2 separate regions of the Homo sapiens genome follow, and region 2 is linked to region 1. A link is a loop called in an ENCODE intact Hi-C map of the cell type or tissue named here. Cell type or tissue: HCT116. All regions are shown on one strand. Each heading gives the region's core, and the rest is flanking DNA. Links, peaks and the distances in the headings are about the cores only.

The links. Peaks named below come from ENCODE experiments on the same cell type or tissue, not always from the same donor. Only the 100,000 strongest peaks of a DNase experiment are listed, where the experiment ranks them.
Region 2: a loop joins it to region 1, with 16 times the contacts of the local background. A loop is called at or near these places in 7 of 110 quality-filtered maps.

Annotation. Positions count from the first base shown.
Region 1 is chr10:49,506,139-49,516,437 of GRCh38, forward strand. All of the region lies in intron 5 of ERCC6 (ERCC excision repair 6, chromatin remodeling factor), which reads right to left. PGBD3 (piggyBac transposable element derived 3) reads right to left here. Exons shown (of 2, transcript NM_170753.3): 2 at 8,967-10,299. The coding sequence ends at 9,195. Among named protein-coding and RNA genes, the nearest start is that of PGBD3, 13 kb to the right of the region's middle. In HCT116, for the core only: a CTCF peak has its summit at 6,273 (motif pointing left); a DNase peak (open chromatin) is centred at 6,243.
Region 2 is chr10:48,879,463-48,889,761 of GRCh38, forward strand. The region is part of intron 43 of WDFY4 (WDFY family member 4); the gene reads left to right. Among named protein-coding and RNA genes, the nearest start is that of LRRC18, 55 kb to the right of the region's middle. In HCT116, for the core only: a CTCF peak has its summit at 6,078; a DNase peak (open chromatin) is centred at 6,109; H3K27me3 peaks cover 1,145 bases.

The sequences.
Region 1 (10,299 bases), core at 5,067-7,566:
TATTACCCAAAACACTGATATTCAAAGAGGAAAAACAATTCTCTTCTCCAGCCATCTCAATTCATTTCTTATGTAAATTATTATAGCTGCTCTAGAAATATTTCTTTAAGGTCTCATTTCATTATCAAAACTACTTGCTCCTCTTCTGGCATACCCTAAGGGAAAATTTCTCTGCTGGTTCGTAAGACATGAAATTAGTCCTAGAAAAGATTCAGTAAAAATTTCAATATAATTGAGTGTCTTCACAACCGCAATACTATGTAACAAAAAATAGATTTATAATTACTATTTCTGTTCTAAAGATATGATAGTCACAGCATAAAACAACAAAGCCCCTTAAACATAAAGCAAATTTGGGGTCAAAATCACTGAATCAGGTTCACATTACTGATTACTTAACTGGGGGAAGAGGCATCAGCAATATACAAGCACTGATAGTGCTACCACTCAAAAAAATGTGTTCACTGAATAAAATCTAAGTTACAAATTTAGTAATATGATACTTTCAGATATAAAATAAGGTGAACACTTATATTTCAGAAGGAAATATATTTCATCTAAATATCTGAAAGTCTTAGCAATACACCAAGGTTGTGGAGAAGGTGCACCCATTTAACCAGACTAATTTTGCATTTACATAACTATAATGGACTCTAGTTGTCGTGAGTGGGGAAAAAAAAAAAGCCTCAAATTCTATTCACTTTCAAAATAAAAAGATGATGTTTTCATTCAGCATGGTGCAACTGATGCTCTGAATTTCACAAAATGGTGGAAATGGAATAAAACAATAATACAGAGAAATGCTTTCAAACTACAATAAAAAAAAAACTCATAGGAAGCGAGTAAGAGCAGCAACACATATAAGGCATTTATCTGCCACTGACTATGCAAGAGTAAGAGAGAATGTCCGAGGGAAGGCAAGAGAAAATGAAAGGGTAATACTACACATGCTGCCTGGCCAAAGGTATGGTGTGTTGTCCAGTATCCATTACAAAACCACACAGAGCCCAATGCTAGTATGTAGGTAGCTACTGGTGGACCTTAAAGCACATCCTCTGATAAACTCTTGCCTTGTTGAAAATTTCAACTCTTCAAGGTAACAAAAGGAAGGGCTAGCTGAAATTTACTTGTGATCAACAAGAACTGGTTATCTGAAATTGCACTACACGGTAGTAAAGGACCTATAAATAAGATCAATGAAGCACTGTTGGTCATTTCCAGAGAAGAACAGCAAATGGAAGAGGCAGTATATGGCCAAGTCTAAGGAAATAGCTATCATCTAACAACAGTTTAATAAGTGATACTTTTTATAAAAAAATTTAATGTCCTTTTTGTGCTTAACTTCTAAAGGCAATCTCTTCTTCTCCACTGGTATTTTTTTTCCTTAAAAATTATCTCCATGCAATGGACAAAATGAATTATCTCTAGGTGGCTATAAAAGTCTTCTGGGTTTCATGTTATTTACAAATTTAGTTAAATGCAATGGTGTACAACAATCGTTCTTGACAGGGGGCAATTCTGTCCCTTCAACCCCACCCTGGGGTAATCTGACAATGCCCAGAGATATTCTTGGTTGTTAGAACTGTGGAAGGAGTCGGGAGGATATACTACTACTGGCATCTTGCAGGTGAGTCCAGGTATGCTGCTAAACATCCTACACCACACAGGACAGCCCCCAAACCCCTCGGTAAAAAGTTATCAAGTCTCAAATGTCAATAATGTCAAAGCCAAGAAGCCCTGGCATATAGGTATCCCTTACTATCAAAACTTAGAAACTGAACAGATATATATACACTTTCCTGATACACATATCTGAATTCTTGATATATATACACTTTCCTGATACACATATCTGAATTCTTGCTACTCACTCTGAAATTCAGCAGTCGAGGAGTTTACATAATGAGAGAGTCCTCGGTATCAAAACTATGAACGCAGAGCCAAACTTCTGCATAACAAAGGATACTTGTATTTAGCAAACTTGTGGATAACATAAACCTTGGAAGAATCACAGCCACTTAAACATACTTCACTTTGCAATTTCTCCAAGATAATTTTACAGAAGGAGAAATAAAAACACCAGAATATATTGCCTTTTGAAGTTTGGCACAAGGCCATTAAATATTTTATATACAGGGTATCACTTTTTAAACTTTATTGATATATGATGACCATTTCCTTAGACTTAGCCAGTCAATCTTTGTGGCTGCTAAATTTCCCACCACATCACTCTGCATCGACAAGATTCAGTTTCCTCCTCCTCCCTCCCTCCTAAAATATACAGGCATCTTGTCGCCACAGAACTCAGCACCTAGGAAACCACATAAGCCACTACAGAAACGATTGCATTCTAGTGCCTTCCGCTTCATAAAGAAAGATGAAAAGGGCCAAACATTTATTCAGTTTGGCTAAAGGATGACTAAAAGTGGTGGGGAAAATCATTATTGCCTGCAAGTATTTGTATCATTGTGAAGACAAATTGCCCCAGTAGAATTATACACATATTAAAGACAGAAAATATCATGGTTATAAAACCACATGCATACAGAGCTCAGGCGAAGAGATTCTTCTGTTACATAAGCAATACTTCCTCATGTGACTTGTAGCCAAAATAGACCTGACCATCTGATGAGGGTCCACTGAAGCAGCACAGCTAAAGATGGGGCCGACAAGTACACCACAACACACTAGGGAAAGGGGGAGAACCAGGTTCATCTGCACATACACAGAAACGTGCCTTCCTCATCCCAGACGCTGCCAAGAGACTTTAAGGGCTCTCTTTAACATGTCTAACCAGCCTGTACTGTAGTCTGGCAGGCTGAGTAGTCTGTCTGGCCAGCAGATATAAAGGATTCTGTATATAAACATCCTGGGTTTGACATATGCAGAAGTGCAGGCCCAGGCACAAAAGTCTGAGCTCAGACTAGCTATAGTCAAATCCTGGTGCCATTTACTAGCTCATGAACCCTCAGCAAGTAACTTAACTTCATCAGCATCTAAGTTTCCTCCACTGAGATGGGGAGAACAGCAGCACCTACTTCACTGGGTTCTGGGAAGGATTAAATAAGGTGTCACATATAAAGCACCTTAGCACAGAACCTAGATTAGGAAGTGCTTAATAAACTACTATAGTATTATATAAAACCACATACATTTTCTGAAATCCTCACGACAACCCTGCAGCAGATACTATTACTATGTTCACTGAAAGAAGAGAAAGCAAGTTACGTATGTGGCCCAATGCAATGTGCATATTGCAACGTACTCTGTTTAACAGAACTACCTGAACATGTATACTTAAACAGAAACTATGATAGCTCATCAAATGGATGCTCAGTTAATTATTATGAATAATGTGCTCACCATAGGAGTAAAGATACCTAGTCTTCAGATGGTACCTGCTGGAATATCTCAATTTAAAAATTCTGTCACAAATTTGTAAATAGTAAACTGTCATTAAGTATGGCAGTCTTTTACATGATAGTAACAAAAATAGATACAGATTGACTTAAAATTGGTAGGGAGTGGGTAAGAATTAAAATCTGGGCCAAGTGAGCTGAAATCTTAAAAATTAGAAATGACCTCAAAATGTCTAAATTCTGTTATTTCAAAAAGTAGACCAGTTAACTGAGAAAAAGCAGAAGGGGGCAGTAAATAGTCCAATATTTACCCTTTTAGAAAACAAATAACTTTTTCATGTTCTCTATTCTCTCATTTTAAAAAATCCACACACGTAATAGTCACAGCTGCAGCCACATAAAACGAAGTGGTGGGCATGGTGTTCACTGGCTGTGTTTCTAGCTCCTCACACAACTGCCAGATTCAGCCTGCTGTCAACTCCACTGGCAGCCAATTACAAGAGAAGCTGGGAACAAACATAAACCTACAATTCCAGTCAGATGCAGACAGAGAAAACACTCCCTGGTTTCCCTACATTCAGGTAGGAATGAGAATCTGGCCCAGGCTGTGGGGCCTGGGGCTGAGACTGCAATAATCATCTGTCAGAAGCAACTCAGACCCAGCACAACCAGTTGAACGACACCAGGAACAATGCTTCCCCCAGTTGTAACCTATTAGGGTGCCGCATCAATGGAACCCTGAAAGCTAGTTGCTGCCATTTAAAGTTAATTTATTTTAGAAGAATTTTCAGCATTCCAAGGATGTTCAAAATAAATAAGTGGAAAGACACAGCTAGCTACCACCGTGCCATACCATGTATGCAGCCTCCTCATCTCTGTGCACCTGCATTCCTGTACTGTCCCCAAATCCTTCCCCTTACATATCCACACATTCAGCAGACCTTTCAAACCCTCACTCATGCAGCACCACCATGCACAGAAACCTCCCATGACCAGCCAGACTTAGGTGTCCTGTCTTCCAAGGGCCCTCCCAATCCCGTGACATCTTGGACACACCTGGGATCTCTACTACAGTGCCCATCAAGTGTAGCATATTGTGAAATCCATACCAGTGTCCTCCACTGGACTGGAAGCCACCTGGGGACAAACACTGTCTTAGCCATTTTTATAGCACTAGAGACTGGTATAATGCCTCCTCATGGCAGACCGTTAAGTGCTGAATGAATGAATGAAGTTCATAATTCGGTTAGGGAAAAGGAAGACACAGACAGAGAAGCGTGACTTGAAAATGGTCAAATGGGGTCATCCAGAAATGGGTTCTGGAAACTTTCTGTTCTGTCTCATTTAGAGCCTACCTCTTGCTGCATTTCCTACTCCTTCTACCCATATGACTTTAAAGCACTGCTCCTAGCTCTGTCCACTGGATAAAAATGGTTAAGGTTCGCTACAAAAAAATGACCCATAATGAGGGTGGCTGCAACATCAGAGAAGTTCTTAATTTAGAATCTTATAACAAAAAAAAAAAAAGATAAGGAGAAGGAAAGCTCATCATTTTGAACAATAAAAAGGTAAATAAATAAAAATTGTGTGAGTGATTTAAGTCTGAGCTCCATTTTTTGGGTTCATCACCAGTAGGTCTCCTCTGTAAGGAGCCTGGTTTCTGCACGCCAGCTGATGGAAAGAACCAGGAGCCCTGAGTTTGCTCCCAAGCTTCCCCAGGACCAGGTGGGAAAGGCTGGACAAAAGAAGCACCTTCTTATGAAAGAATTCTTATGATGGGAAAAAAGTCTAGACTTAAACTATATTTACATTACTAGGAAGGAAATAGTGTTTTTGATGTTCCCACTTTCATTTTTTTCTTTAATCTATACATGTAAAAGTCACAGCTGCACCCAAATAAAGTAAGTGTGTTGTTCATCTTCTTTTTTACTTTTTTTTTTTTTTTGAGACAAAGTCTCACTCTGTCACGTCAGCTGGAGTACAGTGGCACGATCTCAGCTCACTGCAACCTCCACTTTCCAGATTCAAGCAATCCTTGTGCCTCAGCCTCCAGAATAGCTAGGACTACAGGCATGCGCCACCATGTCCGGCTAAGTTTTGTATTTTTTGGTGTAGATGGGGTTTTGCCATATTGGCCAAGCTGGTCTCAGACTACTGACCTCAAGTGATCTGCCTGCCTTGCCTTCCAAAGTGCTAGGATTGCAGGCGTGAGCCACCATTCCCGACCCATCAGGGCATTTTCTAACTCCTAAAGCCCGTCTCAGGCTCCAGTGGTGGTCACTAGAAGAGAACCCAACAACAGACACAGATTTAAGATAACCACAGAGAAGTGAAAACCGAATGTAGGCAAAAGAGGTGCATTACAGGCATTTAACTGGTAAGGGGAGGCCTGAACTTTAGAAAATATAATGTAACATTGTTGAATCTGCCTCCTCCACCACAAAATGAGCCAAATAATGACTTTTTATGAGGACTAAATGAAATTATGTATGTACATTATACTTTTGAAACTACATAAATTTCAGATGCTATAACAGTTGGCAGATTACACAAAAAGATTGAGAAATTTTAATTAATTGCAGGTTAAATGTGAATAAAAAATAACAAATGTCAAAACACCTATTGCAGTCTTGAGCCAGCAGGAGCTCAGTTCAACCCCCAAGCATAGCAGACTGTCATGCTAGCTCACTCCATACTGGTCAGTCAAGATCAGCAGGACATTCCAGTCAGGACATCCTATCATCCAGGACAGCAAGGAGGCTGGAAATCAAGCCAAAAGAGAAGACACAAAAGAGATACAAGAGAAGGATCTGGTACATCTACCTCAGAATACAACTGTGAGAAACCATACTGCAATCCTGACCTACCTACACTTAGAACCAAGGGGCATGTTGCACGGTTTGTCCCCTAGACAGATGTCTAGTGCCCCCTAGTGTGTTCAAAGGAGAAATAATTACATTTCTTCCCAATATTGATACTGTACTTATATTTTTATAGATATTTTATCATTAAGTGGGCCTTAAGCTTATTTTAAAAAAGTATGAAAGGTACCAAAAGCATAACATCAATAAAACAAAGTTTGTAACAGCTAATGATTTTACTATGCCTATGATACGTTGAACAGCCCTTATCCAAAATGCTTGGGACAAGAAGTGTTTTGGATTTTGGAATATTTGCATATACACAATGAGATATGTTGGGATGGGACCCAAGACTAAATACGAATTCATTTATGTTTCATATATAACTTATACACATAGGCTGAAGGTAATTTTATACAATATTTTGTGCATGAAACGAAGTTTTGACTGTGTCTTGACTGAGACCCAACATATGAGGTCAAATATGGAATTTTCCACTTGTGGCATCACGTTGCTAAAAAATTTTCAGATTTTGGATTTTCGGACTAGGGATGGTCAACCTGTAATATCAATTGTTAAACTGCCTTTACTTGTGAAAGGTCACCTTTTCATACGTATGAGTATTCATTATACACCCTCCTTCACGGTTCTCACAGACCCTCATTTCAAGCATCTTACTGCCTTGGTGGAATCTTTGTGGTAACTTTTAGCTAGTGGGCATGTAACAAGAATAGCTAATACTTACGGAGTGCCTGATGTATGCCAAATATCTTATACATATCATCACCCATGAAGAAGGTACTGCTGTGATCCCCATCTTACAGGTGAGTGGATACACAAGACCTCAGAGCTACTCGGCTAGGCTCTGGCACTCACTCCATGGCCCGTGGTGTCTAACCCCTATGCTATATACTGCCTCCTTAAGGAAAGTCAGCTAGCTCTGGACAAGTTTTGTTTTGAGATTACATATACACACATACATACATATTTCTTAATTGGGTCAGAAAACAAATAGTAATTATGACTGACAGTGATACTGGGTACTGGGCACTATTTTAAGTATTTCACATTTATTAATTCATTTAATCTTTACAACCTAATAAGGGAGATACTATATTGTATGAGTCCATTTTCACTGCTATAAAGAAATACCCGAGACTGGGTAATTTATAAGGAAAGAGGTTTAATTGACTCACAATTCGGCACGGCTGGGAGGCCTCAGGAAACTTATAATCATGGTGGAAGGTGAAGGGCACCTTCTTCACAAGGCGGCAGGAGGAAGTGAGTGCAAGCACAGGAAAAACTTCCACTTTTAAAACCATAAGCTCTCATGAAAACTAACTATCGTGAGAACAGCATGGGGGAAACCGCCCCCATAATCCAATCACTTCCCATCAGGTTCCTCCCTTGACATATGGGGACTACAATTCAAGATGAGATTTGGGTGGGGACAGAAAGCCAAACCATATCAATACTATTGTTATTCTCTCTCTCTCTCTTTTTTTTTTAACAATTAAAGCAGACAGGGAGAAAGAAAGGAAGCTGTCCAAGATTACCAATGAGTTAAGGGAAAAGATTCAAACCCAGATAATCAAGTTCCAGAGTCTATATTCCTATCTGTTACATAATACTGTCTTCAAAAAAGTATTTTCCAAACTCCCTAGTACCACCCCTTTTCTCACAGTGCCAGCGAAGGGTCCTCTAACTGCCACAGAACGAAAGCAATTGCACAAGAACAAACCAAATTCTAAAACTTCAATCCAAATGTTGTCTTAAAAAAACATCAGGACTAAGGTTTAAAGAAGGGAAAGATTGCCTTCATTTTTGTACAATAACATGATTCCTTCCCCACCTTAATAGTGTGCAAAGTAAGTCAAAACTCACTCTTCACTACACCCCTGCAAACTTTTCCAAGTAACAGTAAAATCAGTTTAGCAGTTCTTTGAACTATACATAATATAGGCTGAACAATCATGTAATACACATTTTATACTAGACAAATCAATGTACACAACTGCCCATACCAACACACAAAAGGGACAAAATACACATATTAATGGGAATTATCAAATATTAGTTGCCTGAGATCATATTAATAAAATAAACATGCCCTCTCCAAAACTTCAAGGAGGTCACCTACCGTGGTGCTCAAAATTCAAAACAGACCTTACTGCTCTATTGTAATATTTTTATGTTGCAAGGATCATTGTACACAGAGCAGTTTAAATCTACACCGTCTGTAAGGAAAAAGCTGTGTATCATACAGTTAAATCATTCTTAATACAGAGTGACATTTCAACCTCAAGATCATTCTCTACCTATTGCAATATCCATTTAAGAAATTCAACAACAGAGGCACAATGAGTACAATTTGATTTTTAAAAATATATTCAGGCACCAAGCTGGGTATTTAATATAGTTTGCATTCTGTAGTATGATAGGTTTTCTATTTCAGACAGCTAAGAATGCCTTACAGATTAGTCTAATTTGCTAAATTGAGATACTTGGTGTTTTACTTTTCTTATCTTCCTTTTTATGGTCTATCTGGGTAAACTTAATTGGCAAATCTGAGCAGATGAAATACCCTCAGTTAGGAGTGCAGATCTCATGGAGTAAATTAAGACTGATATAGACAATTATGCCCAGAGCCAAGAATGAAAGGTGTGTGCAGAGCAGGAAGCAGAATTAGTCTTCATTTGTGTCTCAGCTTTGTTATTTAAAAGAAGGCAATGTGCTCTCTAAGAAAACATCTTTAACCCATTTATGTCTGAGGTTACAATTTTTTGAATTTTTGCATGAAATTCATATATGTTACCTAGAAAAATTCAAGGAACAAAAATTTGAAGAGAAAAAAAAATTTATTATGTTCCATTGTTATGTGACGTTCCAAAATTGGAACACTAGGCAAAACCACTGCTACACTGTACATAATGTATAAAACTATGTTTCTTATCTCAGGAGGTGGTGACACCTGCTATTCAGTGTGATATTCAACGGAACACTTCACATGTAAGGCAACATCACATTTTTCACATCGAAAAGTTGTGTTCTTATGACATTCAGCGCATCGCGTTTGCTTTCCCTGTTTGACTATCACATGATTTATGCCATCATAACGTGAGTCAATGTTACGCTTCTGAGGTCTTCCTTTTTGGCCAGGTTCTGGAGGATGACCATGGGTCTCCAGATAATGGCATACCACACGTCGACGAAACTCCAGAAAATCCACTGGTTTCTCATCATATGTTTTATGCAATTGCCAAGCATTTTGTAAGACCAGTTCGAAACAGAACAAAAGAGGGCTTGAATACCATTTCTTTCCACGGATTGATGCCCGATACTTATCAATGTTTTCATCAGCTCTGTCTACGCCTCCCATGAACTGGTTATACACTTTGATCATGTTTGGCTGCTGAACTTGTATCTTCTTTTTCAGTTTCTGGGAGTAACGACTGACAAGACACAGGGGATGGATACCAGCACCAGATGAGGCAACAGTGACAACACTGTTATCATTCCATCTGCAGACAATATTGCCTTTGCCATCAATTCGATAATCAAATGTGCCTCTTTCTTTTTTCTTTAAAGCTACATCTGATTCCAGTGGAACTCTGTCAATGTGATCCTTTCTCACTGTACCTGTTGCCTGATGTCCCATTGAACTGAGCTTATCAAGAAGTGCAATACTGGTGAAAAAGTTATTGAATACAAAATGGTATTGTCCAGGGTGTGCCTCTGTAAGTGCCTCACTAAACTGAAGGACAAGTGACGCACCGACACCATATTCCTCATGTTTAGTATTTGGGTTTTTACCCTGATACGGCTGAAACCAGCAAATGTAGCCCAGACAGGTGGCACCACACCAAAACTTATAGCCAAACCGAATGGGCTTTCCCCGAATAAATTGTTTGCACCCGTGACGACCAAAATAAGGAACCATGAATTCATCAAAGCTGAAATATGTTTCATTTGGAACAAATTTCATGCATCTCTCATTAAGTTTGCTTATGAGAGGTCGCAATTTGGAAAATTTGTCCACTGGATCCAAATTTGCATTGTCAGCAACATGCAAATTAGAA
Region 2 (10,299 bases), core at 5,029-7,528, 630 kb before region 1:
GCTTTAATAGGAGAACAATGGCAGTGCTTTATATTCGCTTTCTATCTCTGCCAGAAGAAATTACCACAAACATAGTGATTTTAACGCAATGCACATTTATTATCTCGAAAGTCTTGGCACAGTGGGGCTCAGCAGATTCTCTGCTAGAGCCTCAGATGGCTGCAGCCAAGGCATTTGTGGGGCCTCATGTCTTTCCAGAGCCTCTGAGAAGGCATCCTTTCCAAGCTCGTTCCAGTGCTGGCAGAATCCACGTTCCTGCTTCTGTAGGTCTGAGCTCCTGTTCCCTGCCTGCTGGCTGCCAGGGTTCATCTGTTTCTTGGGGTGCCCACCTCCCTTACCCTGTGGCCCTTCCTCCTTTCATTTCCTGCAGTGGGTGGTACCCTTCTCACCCTTCATATCCTTCTTGCCCCCTCTGCCTCCCGCTCCCCCAACACCACCTCTCTGACCAACTCTGCTGCTGCCTAGGGCGCAGGGGATGGCACTAACTCACACATAATCCAGGGTCACATCCCTGTTTTAAGGTCAGCTGATTCGTAACCTTGATTTTATCTGCAAAGTCCCTTCAGAGCAGTGTGGGTGTTGGATGGGACAGCCTCCTGGGGGCTTCTCTGGAATATGAGCACCACTCAGGCTGCTGCCCCCCAGGGCAGGTCCTTGGCCTCCTAGGAGAGCCTTTGTAGGTGGCCTGACTCCCTCAGGCATCCAAGGCTGGCCTGGGAGTTTTCACCCTGGCTAGGCTGAAGTTTATGGTCAGGGACCCGAGTGAGTCCCAGCCCCGCCTCTTGCAGCCTGCAGGTGCCTTTGACACTTGTCCTGTCTCTGAGAGTCTTGTTTTTGTTGACTGTCCACCAGGTGACATTTTCCTCAGGGATCTTGCTGGGGGAGCGGCAAGAGTCTGAAGCCCCCAGGTGACTGACTTTCCAGCCTCTGAAGCAGGACAGAACCAGGAAGGGGATCCTCTCCCATCTGCCCCTCCCTGCCTTTTGTTTAAGTTTCAGTCTTCCTTGGCCTTCCCGTGGCTCAGCGGGAAGCTGTCAGAAATGCCACACACTGTTTGCTGTGCCAGTGGGGATCCGCAGGATGTGCAGACAGGAGCATGTGGAACCCGGTGGGCGGTCGGGAGGGGAAAGAGCAGGAGCTGTCCTGCTTCCACTTGGCACCCGGTGGCCAGTACATTCAGAAGGGAGGGACCCTGTGTGAGGTTCGGCTCCTGGCCCAGAGGACTGGGCAGAGTGACCCTTGCCATTATCTAGGCATCCGTCCTTGCCTGAGATGTCTCTATGCATTTTATGGGGCTATGCTTGCTGCCTCTGGCTTCATGGGGAATTGTGGGAAAGGCTGGCTCCCAAGCTCAGTTTCCCCAGGGTCAGTGAAGCCAAACCACCAGGCACGCCTGCTTCTGGAGATGCAGGCCCGGGGAGGTGGGGGCAGGGCAGGGTCCCTGGTGAGGGGAGGGTGGAGGCTACAGGCAGGGGTGGGGTAAAAACCCTGCCCAATTCTAATTCTCTTGCCTCCACTTACAGGCCTAGTGACCAGGTAAGTAAGAGAACCATTCCCCAGCCTCCTTTCTGTTATCTTTAGAATGGGGTTCTACTCCTGGTCTCACTGGTTTGTGGCAAAGATTGACATGGGGCTGTGTCTCTGTCTGAGACTGTGCCCTGTGAGGAGGCAGCTCTCAGTCTCTGGCATCTGCTGTTACTGCTCTGGCTGTTGCTGTTCCTTTCATAGCCCCATAGGATTTGTTCTCACTCTCCCAGAAGTAAGAAGGGGCGTTGGAAGAACCCTGGTACCTATGGCATGGCCCAAGGGCCGTGTCAAGGGAAGGATGAAGGATCCTGTTAAGACTGAGGCTCCTGTGAGGCAAGGAACTGTGTGTCTTGGGGAAATGCTGTGGGGAGTGCTTGGATAGATGGGAAACTCTGGGGGTCTCCATGGGTCTGGTTGTCCTGCCGAGATGGTGGAGGATGAGACAGAGGGTCACAGTGGAGCCCATGAGAGGCCTGACCAGCTGGAATGGGGTTCCTGCAGAGTGCCAACACTCAAACCAAACACAAGGTTTTGGGAAAAAGAGGGAAGTTGCTGGGTTGAGGCCTGGACTGATGTGTGGTGAAATCAAGGAGGTCCCTAAACTGAAAGCACCAGGCAGGGAAGAACATAAGAAAGCAGGCCCCAGGAATTCACATGAATCAGAAAAATCCTCGAACCAGAGGAGCACCCTTCTGCTCTAGACTGGAGAGCTCTGTGGAGTGGGGTCCTGGCTGGCTGGTGGGACATATGGGGCCTCTCTGTGGCCTGGCACTTCTCCTCCCCCTCACACCTCCACCAGCCAGGTCCACACAGTCCCATGCCCATTCACTCTTGTCTCCCAGCCTGGCGGCCTCCTGGGTGAACCTGTCCTGGTGCGCCCATCCCCAGCATACTCCCACCCCAGAGCATAGCTGGTGGATCCATCCCCTGGGCCTACCCCAGCCCCCTCTTATTGCCTGACTGATGATTTCTGAGCCTTCCTATGGTTTCTCTGAAGGCAAGGAGAGACTTAGCTTCCTCCTCGTCCCTTCCTTCCCTGATACATAGGGTGAGTGCTTGGGAACAATCTGCAGACCAGGTGAGCTCAGCCTGACAGGGCAGCAGGAATCAGGAGGTCCTCCAGGGGAGCCAACCTGCAGCCAGGCCTGGGTCTGCTCACATGCCTTAGGACCCAGCTTGAGGGAGGGCATGCCCTGGGGGAACCTGGGTCTTGGGGGAGCCTGCTCTGGGGTGGGGAGGGTCTTGACTGGACTGGAGCAGGCTGCCACAACACCACCACCATGGAGGGAGCAGCCAGTCATTTGTGCCCAGGAGGGCAGCTTGGCACAGGGCAAAGTGCATAGGCTGGTTTGAGAACCTCATTCTGCTATTTGTTTGTTGCTATTAATATTATTATTAGCAAAATGTCAACAGCTAGATGTCAGAAGCCCTTGCCTTGTGTGATCTTCATGCACTGTCTCATTCAGCCTCACCATGGTCCTGTGAGGCAGGTGTGTTAGTCCATTTGAGTTGCTATAAAGGAATTCCTGAGATGGGGTAATTTATAATGAAAAGAGGTTTAGTTGGCTCACAGTCCGCAGGGTGTACACAAAACGTGGTGCTGACATCTGCTTTTGGTGAGGCCTCAGGAAGCTTCCAGTCATGGTGGAAGGTGAATGGGAGCCAGCGCATCACATAGTGAGAGAGGCAGCAAGAGAGAGAGGGAGGAGGGGCCAGGCTCTTTCAAATAACCAGATCTCAGCTGAACTCTCGGAGAACTCATTCATTACAGCAAGGACAGCACCAAGACATTTACAAGGGATCTGCCCCCATCATTCAAACAGCTCCCTCTAGCCCACACTTCCAACACTTAAGGCCACATGAGATTTGGAACAAAACATCCAGACTGTATCAGGAGGCTTTGTTATTTCCATTGCAAAGATGGCAAAAACAGAGCCCAGGGTGGCTACTCACTGGAATTGCTAGGATTTGACCTCAGATCTCTCTTATTCTCAGTTCATGTGTTTTCGTTCCCTCTCTACTGCCTCCCAGCTCACTGTGTTGGACAAGTTACATAACCTTTCCAGCACCCTGTCCCTCAGCAGCCGGCTGTTATTGGGCTTGGAGTTGTGGCTCCTGGCCCCATGTTCTTTCTCTATAACTGTTCCAGTTAAAGCTGGTGCAAGGAGGCCTTCAGGTCTCTCACCAACATGGCATCTCTGCCTGGGATGCAACATGCCAAGCAGGTGCCTACCTGCCCTCCTGCATGTGCCTGGAGGGCCCCTGGTCCACTGTGGCCTTATCCCTGGACCACTATGGTTTTGTGTCAAGGACAGGAACTTGAGGCCAAGGAAAGGAGGATGGGTGCATTGATTGTTGACCCGTGAACATGTTCAGGCAAATAGAAAGTTTGTGCAAGGGGTGTGTGTGTGTGTGTGTGTTACTCTCTACATTCCCCAGGCTGGTACAATTAGCCTATGTTGAGGCATTTTTTAGCAAGTGTTGGTTGTAAGCTGGGACTTCCCGTAATTCAGATGTCATTGTGAGACTTTGTGGGCCTTGTACTTTTTCTAAATTTCTAAGCGAAACATGCCCACGATAGGGGCATGGCAGGACTGTGTGCATGCTCCTACAACAGAGTCCCCACTCCTCCTCCCCTACCGTCTCAGAAATGCTTGATCATATGGCCTTTGCTGGACACATGGCACAGGAGACTTTCCAGGGCATGACTGCTTTTCAGGCATCTGGGTGGCATGCCTCTGGCAGAAGCCTCTGGAGCTGCAGGCATCATCCTGGCCCTGGGGGATGCTGGTGGTGCCGGGGCTAGGGTGGCAGCAGCTTAACTCATTTCTTTGTGTGAACGTTGGAGTTCTGGTTGCCTCTAGTGATACCTGGGATGGTAATTATTCAACTATTCTGTGCCACCTCTGCATCATTGATTAATGATTCCCAGGACTACAAACGCATTTCTCTGCAAACAGCTCTGTTTGACTTGAGGAGTGACTGATTTAATGCATATTAATTGTGGGCTCATGCCAGTTACCACGTGGCTGGGGATGTCCCTTGTACAGCTTCCAGAACCAGTCCAGAGTCAGTCCTCAAGTGAAGGTTTGCTTTTGTTATTGTTCTTTGATTACATGAAAAATTAAACATCTGATTTTTTTTTCATACAAACTCAATGTAAAATATGAGTTTGACCTTGGTAGAAATGATCCGCTCAAAGGGAAAGACATTTTCCTCTGGATTGCAGAGAGTGGCATCTTCTACAAGCTCCTCCCAGGTATCTTTAGCTGAGGCTGTTTGTAGAAGGTGAGGGTGGGTGTTAACCTTTATATGCAGTAACTTCCTGTCTTTCTGAATCTCCATGACTTTCTGAAATGAAAACAACACATGTCATTCCTACTTAATATTTCTGAGACGCTGGTTAGCATTCTTCATATGCAAGGCCATTCCAGAGCTGGCCTTGTAGTTTCCCTGGACTAACTTCCCTTATCCTTACACATGCGCATAAACACACACACATGCATGCACAGACACACATGTGCAACCACATGCACACACATACATGTGTGCATACACACATGCACACACACATGCACACCTGATGCGTGTACACATATGCATACACATACACATGTGTGCACGTGCACACACACACATACACACCCCTCTGACTTTTTAATTATACAGAACTACCTATAATTTCCAAAATTTCCGGCTGGTTCAATACTTTGTGCCTTGGAATGCTCCTCCCCTGTTTTTTTATCTTTGTAACTCCTAACTCCAGACTTGGAGTCACCTCCTCAGGAACCGTTTCTCTGGTGTCACCGCTGCCGCCTCTTCCATCTCAGTCTGAGTGAGACACACTCCTGTGTGCTCCCAGAGCACCTGTGCTTTTCCTTCCACACTGCTGGGAGAGCTGATATCCTGCTCTCTTTCTTTCCTGTTAGGTTGTAAACATCTTAAAGGCATGTCTTATTTTCCTTTGTGCCTCCCAGGGAGTGGGGCATATGCTAAACATTTAATATGTACCTGTTAAATAAATGAATGAACAAATAGATGAGTGAATTATGGGCAATATGCTGACACCAGATGAAACCTTTTTTTTTTCTTAGCCTAGCTGGTGCCCAACGGTCGGTTTCTTAGTGTATGGGCTTCAGATCACCTGCATCAGAATCTTCTGGGTTGCTTAATAAAATTCACATTCTAGGGCCCTACTTTGCACCTGTTGAATTGAAACTTCTGGGGATGTAGCCTGGGAATATGAATTTTATCAAGCTGTGCAGGTGATTCTCATACATACTAACTTTTCAAATAAATGCCCCAAATCCATGAGTCCAAGTTTTACAATATTCAGAGCTACCCTGGCTAAAAATGCGCTCCAATTTTAAGCAGTTGCCAATGATCAGTCCTTAGTGAACACAGGTTATGGTGAGCATTGTGCTTTGAACAGTCCTTGGGTCTTGTAACATGTTTCACATTTCACTGGTGCAACCAAACAAGAGCAAAGGTATTGCCATTTCCACCTGGTCTTCTCCATGTCTGCAGAGAAAGATTGGAGGTGTGGCTGTCTGCAGGCTGTCTGTGGAAGTGACACATGCAGGCAGGCAGGGGGCATCCCTGCTCCTTGTCTCAACCTGAGATGTACTTACGTGAAAAGATCGATGCATCATTACATTCCTTTCTATATTTCCCAAATTAATATATATGTGTATATATGTAAAATATAAAACAATAAGGAGATGTTCTCTCTCTCTCTCTCTCTCTATATATATAGATAGATAGGTAGATAGATAGATAAATAGATAGATAGCATCTCCTTATTGTTTTAACATACATTCCTTTGATTATTAGTATGACGAATTCTCTGTCTAAATACATTTAAGATAGAAAAAAGTAGATACTAGAGCTCATAGATGACCAAATATAGCCTTTTGCCTCTTTGATACTTGACTTTTTCTCAGCAATCTGTGCTTTTCTAAAAAATAAGAATACTTATTCCATATGCCAATACTATTAGAATGTATTCAGAACAAGGTTGAGGCAAGCAGAGATGTAGGAAGAGGGCAGATGATAAATGGGAGCAGGGCTAAAGCTTTCTTTGCAGCAGACTCACTCACCGTACACACAAACGTAAGGGAATGCATATATTGGCAGCTCTGTTGCTGGGTACCTTCAGTCACCTCTCTGGACCTCAGTTTTCCTACCTATAAAATCAGGGTATTTCACCAAGTTGCAGACTGCTAATGCTAGAGAAAACTTTAGAGAGTATCCGGTTGACCTTGCCCATTATAGATGTACCACTGAGGCCTGACTTTAGAAGAATGTGCTGCTGTGTGCTACCACTGAATGTCCCAGTAGATTGTTGTCTCCCTGCTATGGTTTGAATGTCCCCCAAAATTCTTGTGTTGGAAACTTAATTGCCATTGTAACAGTATTAAGAGATGGGGTCTTTAAGAAGTGATTAGGCCATGAGAGCATGACCCTCATGAATAGATTAATGCCATTATTGCAGGAATGGGTTCATTATTATGGGAGTGGGATCCTGATAAAAAGGATAAGTTCAGCCCCATTTCTGTCTCTGTCTTGCATGCTCACTTCCAGCTTCCGCCCTTCCATCATGGGGTGACCCTCACTAGATGCCAGTGCCATGCTCTGGGACTTCCTGTCCACCAGAACCAATAGCCAAATAAACATTTATCTCTATAAATTACCCAGTCTGGGGTATTCTGTTATAGCAGCAGATAATGGACTAAGACACCTTCTAACTTTCGCTCCAGCATTTTGTTGATTTCTGGACAACCTGTTTGTCATCATACACAGAGCTAGCTGTGGCTACTTTCTTAGTTATTTTACCCATCAAGAGTGCTAATATATCATTCAGTTGATCTTAAAAAAGCTCTACTTATGAGGCAAAAGTTCTACTCTTTAAAGTGATCAATAGAATCATGGCATAAGGGATTTCTTAATCATGAGTAAACTTAGGGATGGAGCCCTCCTAGGGCTAATTTAAATGGAAGAGCAGGTAATAGTTCACTTGGGTTCATTTTCTAGTTTTTAAAATGCCATTTCTTTTCTAGCAGAATCAATGTTTAAGCTATTAACCCAGCTCTCACCAGACATTTTTCTTGTGGTTTGGCTTATTCTGGTTGATACTTAAGTCTTCCCAAAGGGAAGCACCAGATCATAGGCATGTGCTCTGAGACCCTGGTGCAGGCACCATGGAGGCTGTGGTGGGGGCCTGGTGTCACAGGGAGGAGAGAGGGTTTGGAGGCACATAGGCCAGGGCTGGCATTGCAGAGCCACATCATCTCATCATGTGAACCTGAGGTTGGGGTCTCTGAGTCTCATCTGGGAAAAGGTACAATAAGAGAAAAAGTTTAAGCAGCCTGACATAATCTTCCTGATAGTCCTGGTGGGAGTGTAAATTAGTGTCACCTTGTGGGAGGGTAATCTGGCAATGGCTACTTGAATTAAAAATGCCCATACCCTTGACCTGCAATTCTGCTTATAGAAATTTATGCTTCAGGCCAGGCGCGGTGGCTCACGCCCGTAATCCCAGCACTTTGGGAGGCCAAGACGGGCGGATCACGAGGTCAGGAGATCAAGACCATCCTGGCTAACACGGTGAAACCCCATCTTTACTAAAAAATACAAAAAATTAGCCGGGCGTGGTGGTGGGTGCCTGTAGTCCCAGCTGCTCAGGAGACTGAGGCAGGAGAATGGCATGAACCCAGGAGGCGGAGCTTGCAGTGAGTGGAGATCTCGCCACTGCACTCCAGCCTGGGCAACAGAGCGAGACTCCATCTCAAAAAAAAAAAAAAAATTTATGCTTCAGATTTACTTGTGTATTCAAAATGACTTATCTGCAAGGATGGTCATTGTAGCATTGCCTGTTATGTCAAAACATTTGAAAGCCACCTGAATCAAAAAAGGACTGACTGGTCAAATAAACTGTAGCATATCCATTCAAGGGAATAGTCTGCAACTATTAATAAGAATTAGACAGCTCTATGATAAATGATTTGGAAAATTATCTAAGATGAATTGTTAAGAGAAAAGTCTAGATGCAGAGCAGTAAGCATATAAATGTTCTTTGTGTAAAAAAGAATATGTATAAACATGCTAATGTATTCATACAATCTCTTTGGAAGAATATCCAATAAAGTGGTAATGGTGGTTGCCCCTGGGGAAGACTACTAGAGAACCTGGGAATGCCACACAGTTACTCAAGTCCCAAAGTAGACATTTATCATTTATCCTCAATTCATCCTCCGTCTCCTCCCCTCCCCTCCCCTCCTTTCCTCTCCCCTCCCCCTCCCTCCCTCTTTCCTTCCTTCCTTCCTTTCTTCCTTCTTTCCCTTTCCTTTTCTTTTCTTTTTCTTCTTTTTGCTTTCCAGTTAGTCCAGTAGCAGCTCCTGTCAATTCTCCATCTTCTTGTTTAGATACACCCACTTCCTTCCCTCTGCATTCTGCCATCCATCCCAGACCACTGAAATAGCAACACAACGGGGCACCCTCCTTTCAGTCTTGACCCTTTCTAATGCCATCTCCACCCAGCAGTCAGTGTCATCTTTTGGAAACAAACTCTCCCATGGCTTTCTGTTGCAACCACAATAAAACCCAAGGGCCATGCTAAGGTACCTAAGACCACCTATGATGTTGGTACTCCTAATTTCCAACTTCATCTTAGCCGTACTGACCACTTTCTGTTCCCCAAATCAGCCCTTCCTGCCTCTAGGCCCTTAACTGGATGTCCCCGTTCCTTGAAATGTTCTTCTCCAAGCTTTTCCAGAACTTACAAGTTTCCAACCTTCAAGTTTCAGGGTCTATGTCCTCACCAAGAATAATGTCCAAGAACAGAATGGTGTTCTCGCCAAGTTTCTCCCTGCCTTTGTCATGATCACTCTGGTTTTTCTCTCTTAGCATGTATCACAGGTTGTAATAGTTGGTTGGTTAAAATCCCGCTACTGGATTTTAAGCCCTGTGAGGCTAGGATTCTTGTATATCTTGTCCACCTTATCCCCAAAGCCTGGCTCAGTGCCTGCCATGGAGCAGAGGCTGAATCCGTAACTGCTGAATAGATGACCACCTGGATGAATGAATAAAATTGGAAATGAGTCCACTTTGGACTCTGGCCTGGAAGGTGGCTGGAGGGCCAGCTCCTCTGACAAGGTAGATTCAGAATAGACCAAGAAAGCCAGCTACCTTCACCAACCTTGTTTACAGAAACAGAGGCTCTCGGCTGGTCCTAGCTTACGAAAAACAGCTCAGCCCTGACTTGCCCTGGATCATAGTGGTTAATACTTATCTTGGAACAAAATGCTCAGTGAACCTTTGCTTTCTGCCCTTGGCTCTGGCTTTCACGGATCCCATTTGGTGCAGGAGTTGGAAAACTGGTCTTCAGGGCACCACTGTGGCCTTGTCATTGCTCCCAAAGGTGAGCAGGGAGCTTTGCTTCAGTCCCAGGCTGTGTCACTTAGTAGGTGGCTGATCTTTAGTGAGAGTCTTATCTCCTGGAACCTCTTTTATTTTTTTTCTCCCAAACATATCTATTCTGCTTTTGTATAACTGGAATTAGCACAAAATTACCATGAGAAAATGCTGGCCTCGGCCTTATTCTTGGTCCCTTTAGGCTCTCATGTTCTAGAATTTATTGATTCACTCACTTGTTCCTTTAGGGTTTACTATGTAAGGACCCACTTGATCCTTACCACATGCAGAACTCTGGGTCATACCAAGATATTGTCATGGGTCAGGTTCTGCACGGAGAAAGTTGATTGGGAATGAGGA